2 separate regions of the Homo sapiens genome follow, and region 2 is linked to region 1. The links are chromatin loops, found by intact Hi-C in ENCODE. Cell type or tissue: endothelial cell of umbilical vein. All regions are shown on one strand. Links, peaks and the distances in the headings refer to the core of each region. The heading gives the core; the rest is flanking DNA. Region 1 overlaps LINC01992 (long intergenic non-protein coding RNA 1992). Region 2 overlaps LOC105371709 (a long non-coding RNA gene).

The links. Peaks named below come from ENCODE experiments on the same cell type or tissue, not always from the same donor. Only the 100,000 strongest peaks of a DNase experiment are listed, where the experiment ranks them.
Region 2: a loop joins it to region 1, with 6 times the contacts of the local background. A loop is called at or near these places in 15 of 110 quality-filtered maps.

The regions. Positions count from the first base shown.
Region 1 is chr17:27,978,789-27,981,706 of GRCh38, forward strand. All of the region lies in intron 2 of LINC01992 (long intergenic non-protein coding RNA 1992), which reads right to left. Among named protein-coding and RNA genes, the nearest start is that of LINC01992, 11 kb to the right of the region's middle. In endothelial cell of umbilical vein, for the core only: no CTCF peak of the experiment used is centred there; DNase peaks (open chromatin) are centred at 273 and 1,503; H3K27ac peaks cover 2,129 bases.
Region 2 is chr17:28,032,755-28,035,672 of GRCh38, forward strand. It overlaps LOC105371709 (a long non-coding RNA gene), which reads right to left. Exons shown (of 3, transcript XR_934637.4): 3 at 1,386-1,707. Among named protein-coding and RNA genes, the nearest start is that of NLK, 8.5 kb to the right of the region's middle. RefSeq lists an enhancer at 861-2,060. In endothelial cell of umbilical vein, for the core only: no CTCF peak of the experiment used is centred there; a DNase peak (open chromatin) is centred at 1,687; H3K27ac peaks cover 1,392 bases.

The DNA of each region.
Region 1 (2,918 bases), core at 151-2,650:
ATACATATCCTTTCACCCAGAAATTCCGCTTCCAAGAATTCAACTAGCAGATATACTCCCACGTATGCAAAATGGCATGCTTACAAGTTATTCAATGCAGCATTGTTTGCAATAGCAAAAGGTTGAAAATGACCTACACGTCCACCAACAGGCTGGTCAAATGAATTCTAGGACATTCATACAAAGAATACTCTGCAACGGGAAAAAGAATAAAGTAGTTCTTTATGTTCTGGTAGGAAATCATCTCTAAGAGTGTTGTTCGTGATAAAAAGCAAGGGAAGTAACCAAATGCAATGTGTGGACCTTACTTGAATTTTGATTCAAACAAAACAGCATTTGTTGAGAGAGAAAAAAAATCAAGGAAATCTGAATGCTGACTAGGTAGCTTATGGTATTAAAGAATTATTGTTTTCTTTTACATGTGTAGAGGTTGTGTTTTTTCTCAGGTAATTTTCTTTTAGAAATATATGCTGAAGAATTAATAGATGAAATTATATGATGCCTGGGATTTGATTTAAAATAATCAGGGGGAGAGGGAGAGGAAGTGAAGATACAAAAAGATTGGCCGAGTGTGGATCATTGTTGAAGTGGGTTGATGGCTATATGGGGGGTTCACACTGTTTTTTCTACTTTTGTGTATGTGTGAAATTTTCCTGCAATAAAAGCTTCTTAGAAAGCAAGGTGCAGACTGGTGTATTTAATATGCTGCCACCAAAACTAAAAAGAGAAGACTGGCCGGGCACGTTGCCTCATGCCTGTAATCCAGCACTTTGGGAGGCTGAGGTGGGCGGATCACGAGGTCAGGAGTTCGAGACCAGCCTAGCCAATATGGTGAAACTCTGTCTCTACTAAAAATACAAACATTAGTCGGTCGTGGTGGTGTGCGCCTGTAGTCCCAGCTACCCAGGAGGCTGAGGCAGAAGAACCACTTGAACCTGGGAGGCAGAGTTTGCAATGAGCCAAGATCACGCCACTGCACCCCAGGCTGGGCAACAGAGTGAGACTCTGTCTCAAAAAAAAAAAAAAAAAAAGAAGAGCAGACCCTCACCAAACAAGTGTATATATATATATGTGTGTGTGTGTGTATATATATATATATATGTATATATATGTGTGTGTATATATATATGTGTGTATATATATGTGTATGTATATATGTATATATATGTGTATATATGTATATATATATGTATATATAGAGAGAGAGTGTGTGTGTGTATATATAATGTATATAATATATATATACATTACGTATATATGGTATATGTATGTATATAGATATATTGTGCATGCATGTGTGTGTGTATGTGTGCGTGTGTGTATGTTGAATGAATGAATGTCCTCCTGGGACCTATCAGGCTATCTTTAGGAATACAGTTAGTTTAAAAAATAAGTATTACATAATGTGAAAAATGTGGGAATACAAAGGAGGAAATGAATCATCTTTAAGGGGGAGAGGGGCTGGTTGAGGAATGTTGCTGGAGAGGAGATGACGTCTGAGCCGCATCCTGAAGGGTGTCAAGGAGCTTGGCAGGTGAGGAGTGTGAGTTAGGAGTCAAGCATTTTGTACTGAGGAAAAAACAAGAGCAAAGGTCAGAAAATTTAAAGAATAGAGTATGTTTAACTAAAGACACTGCTTTTGTATTATTATCAAATCATACTATTGTCTTATATGGAGAACTTTAGCCACGCCTCTTCAATTCAATTCAAAGGGATTTATACATCCACACATACAAAAACAGTAGGAACAATATACTTGCCTATTTGCTTATATACTTATAACAAATCTCTGGAAGAAAACATGCAGCTGCTAAAACTGTTTGCCTCCAGGAGGGTAGACTAGTGGCTGGGGGACAAGAGTAGGAAGGAGATTTTTTACTGTTTTATTTTTTGTATCTTTTGAATTTGGACCCAAGTAAATATATTATCTTAAACAAACAAACAAAAAAGGCCAGGTGCAATTGCTCATGCCTGTAATCCCAACACTTTGAGAGGCTGAGGCAGGCGGATCACTTGAGGCCAGGAGTTTGAGACCAGCCTGGCCAACATGGCAAAACCCCATCTCTACTAAAAATACAAAAATTAGCTGGGCATAGCAGCATGCACCTGTAATCCCAGGTACTTGGGAAACTGAGGCAGGAGAATCACTTGAACCAGGAGGTGGAGGTTGCAGTGAGCAGAGATCACATCACTGCACTCCTGCCTGGGCAACAGAGTGAGACTGTCTCAGAAGAAGAGGAAGGAGAAGGAGAAGGAGAAGGAGAAGAAGAGGAAGAGGAAGAAGAAGAAGAAGAAGAAGGAGAAGGAGAAGGAGAAGGAGAAGGAGAAGGAGGAGAAGGAGAAGGAGAAGAAGGAGGAGGAGGAGGAGGAGGAGGAGGAGGGGAGGAAGAGGAAGAGGAAGAGGAGGAGGAAATTAAACAGAGTGAGACTATCTCAATAGAATAAGAAGAGAAAGAAGAAGAAGAACAAATTAAGCAGAGTGAGACTGTCTCAATAGAACAAGAGGAAGAAGAAGAAGAGGAAGAAGAAGAAGAAGGAGGAGACAGAAGGAGGAGGAGGAGGAAACTAAAATTAAACAGAGCAAGACTATCTCAATAGAAGAGGAAGAAGAAGAAGAAGAAGCAGCTAAAATTAAAAAAAAAATAAGATTTGGAATTACAGAGAACAAGCCTGAGTAGCTTGGGTAAGTTATTTACCTTCTATGTCTATGAATTTCTTTTCCTATCCATGGAATGGGGACAATGACATTAGTATCACCTCATAGGAGTGCTGTGGTATTAAGTGAAATAATGTACTAGATAAATGTATTAAATAATGTATTTAAATACTAATGTACTACATTAAATAACATAATAAATTATTCACAGAAGGCACCTTTATAAACACCAGCTGACATTAATGCAAAGCCAGGACTCAAT
Region 2 (2,918 bases), core at 219-2,718, 54 kb after region 1:
ACGTTGTCCTTCAGCAATACCAAATGCCTATGAGGTTTGTAGCCTTGCTCCCACTCTCTCTTATCGAGCCTCCACCTTTGCTTTGGCATTGATGACTTTATCCCCTGTCACGAAACTGATGGAGGGACTGTAGGGGCTCAGAAAAATGGATGAAGGAAGATGGGAGAAGCATTTTACAATTTACTAAGATTAAAGTATCACATCTCATCTCCCCAACCAACTCCCCAAACAGAAGAGCACTGGAAATAGAGATACCAGGAAAATAATGACAAGTAAGCAACACACAGAAGTGAGGAAAGAGGCCAGGTATTGTGGCTCATGGTTGTCATCCCAAGACTTTGGAAGGCTGAGGCAGGAGGATTGCTTCAGCACAGAAGTTTGAGAACAGCCTGGGCTGTTTCTCTAAAAAGAAAAAAAAAGTGAGGAAGGGAACTACCTATCCCAAGTGGCCACTCTGTGTCAGGCATTGTGCTAGATATTTCATATAGTAATATATGACCTTAGTTAATTTTCTCAATATTACCTTCTACTGCAAAATAGGTGTTATTATACCCATTGAACAGATGAGGAAGCATGCTCAAGTGTCTAGTGCCCAAGGTCAGACAGCTAGAAAGTTTTTCACGGCATCACATAAATAAGATTATATAAATAAGAGTGTATGTTTCAAATAAATATTGCAGACATTGAATGTCTAAATTCTTCAGGGGAGAGAGAGATCCAGAGGGACTTGTATCAGGAAAAATGCTTCATGAAAGTTCTGAGGCTACAGCCCAGTGCAGTGGCTCATGCCTGTAATCCTGGCACTTTAGGAGGCTGAGGCAGGCAGATTCTAATGAGCAACAAGGCAAAACCCCAGCTCTACAAAATACAAAAAAATTAGTCAGCTGTGGTGGCACATGCCTGTAGACCCAGCTACTCAGGAGGCTGAGGTGAGAGGATCACCTGAGCCCAGGGAGGTCGAGGTTCTCAAAAAAAAAAAAAAAGACAACAAAGAAGAAGATCTGAGGCTCCAAGAGCAAAGCCTTAAAAGTGAGTAGAACTTGGGTAGAAGAAGAGGTAGAAAGATAAGCCAGGCCCGAAGCATGGAGACAGAGAATGGACGTAGTGTGACCCAGAGGAATGTGTGTGCTAAAAGGTCGGAGGTGATCCTCTTGCCTTCTGCTAACAGTTTTGGGTAAGAAATGTTAAAAAAGTATCATGCACCCAGTGAGGGAGGCCCCTGGCTGCCAGGCTTGAAAGGGTAAGAATTCTCTGCCTGTCCTTCCTGGTACTCCATAGCATCACTTCTTTGCCCCTTCCCTCCAGCTGTGGGTTACAGTGGGAAGTGGGCCAGCCCCAGCTTTGTCACTCACGAGATGTGTGAGATTTGATAAGGTACCTTGACTTCCCGAGTCTGTTTCTTCATTTGCAAAATGGGACATATTGACGATTGATCACATGAGATAACAGGTGTTGAGCACCCAGCACTGTTGAATGTGAGTTGCTCCTTTTGTAGTCCTTTAATATTCCTGGGCCTGGCCCAAGTTCTGCAAAGTCTTTGCAGACAACTCATGGGGTGAGCCAGTTCTTGGAAGAAAGGGAAGATCACCTCCCACTTCCTGCACATTATATTCCTGCTTATGCATTCTGATGTCCTGCTTGCTTTTTTAGGCTCTAAGTGCTATCCTGCTGACTCACTTCCGACTTCTCGTTCTTCATGCTCAGCTCCTGAAAATGGAACAAAATGGAAAAGGCCGGAAATTGTACTGTCTGGTGATGTGTTTAAGGGGCCAGCCACTCCACGTGGATGGAATGCTGGGGACATGAACTGAGTGGTGCCCAAGATGATTTCTCCACTGGACACTTGGGACACTTTGCCTTCGATTGTAATACCTGTACTAATAATAACCATCCCACTTACTGCTAGCAAGCCCCAGGCTATGTGCTTTCCATGGATTGTCTCTTTGAATTATCACAACTGCATCTGTCAGGGAACCTCTCTATTTTACAGACAAGGAAATTTTTCACACTAAGATAGGTTAAGGAACTTGCCCAAGGTCACATAGCTGGTAAGGGACAGATTAAGGATTCAAACCCATGATCTAGATTTGGGCTGTCTAATATAGTAGCTACTAGCCACATGTGGCTAGTGAATTTTGTTTTCCTTTTTTTTTTTTTTTTTTTTTAGATAAGGTCTCACTCTGCTGCTCAGGCTAAAGTGCAGTGGCATGATCATGGCTCACTGCAGCCTCAACCTCCCTGGGTTCAGGTGATCCTTCCACTTCAGCCTCTTGAGTTGCAGGGACTACAGGCACATGCCACCATGCCTGGCTAATTTTTTTTTTTTTTTTTTGATAGAGATGAGGTTTCACTATGTTGCCCAGGCTGGTCTTGAACTTTGGGCTCAAGCGATCCTCCCACCTTGGCCTCCCAAATTGCTGGGATTACAGGTGTGAGCCATCACACCTGGCCTCTTTTAACTTTTTAGTGTGACTACTAGAACACAAAATTTCATATGTGGCTCTCACATTTCTCTAGGACAGCACTGATCTAAATCATGAACATTATTTTTTTTTATTATACTTTAAGTTTTAGGGTACATGTACACAATGTGCAGGTTAGTTACATATGTATACATGTGCCATGTTGGTGTGCTGCACCCAGTAACTCATCATTTAACATTAGGTATATCTCCAAATGCTATCCCTCCCCCCTCTCCCCACCCCACAACAGGCCCCTGTGTGTGATGTTCCCCTTCCTGCGTCCATGTGTTCTCATTGTTCAATTCCCACCTATGAGTGAGAACATGAGGTGTTTGGTTTTTTGTCCTTGTGATAGTTTGCTGAGAATGATGGTTTCCAGCTTCATCCATGTCCCTACAAAGGACATGAACTCATCATTTTTTACGGCTGCATAGTATTCCATGGTGTATATGTGCC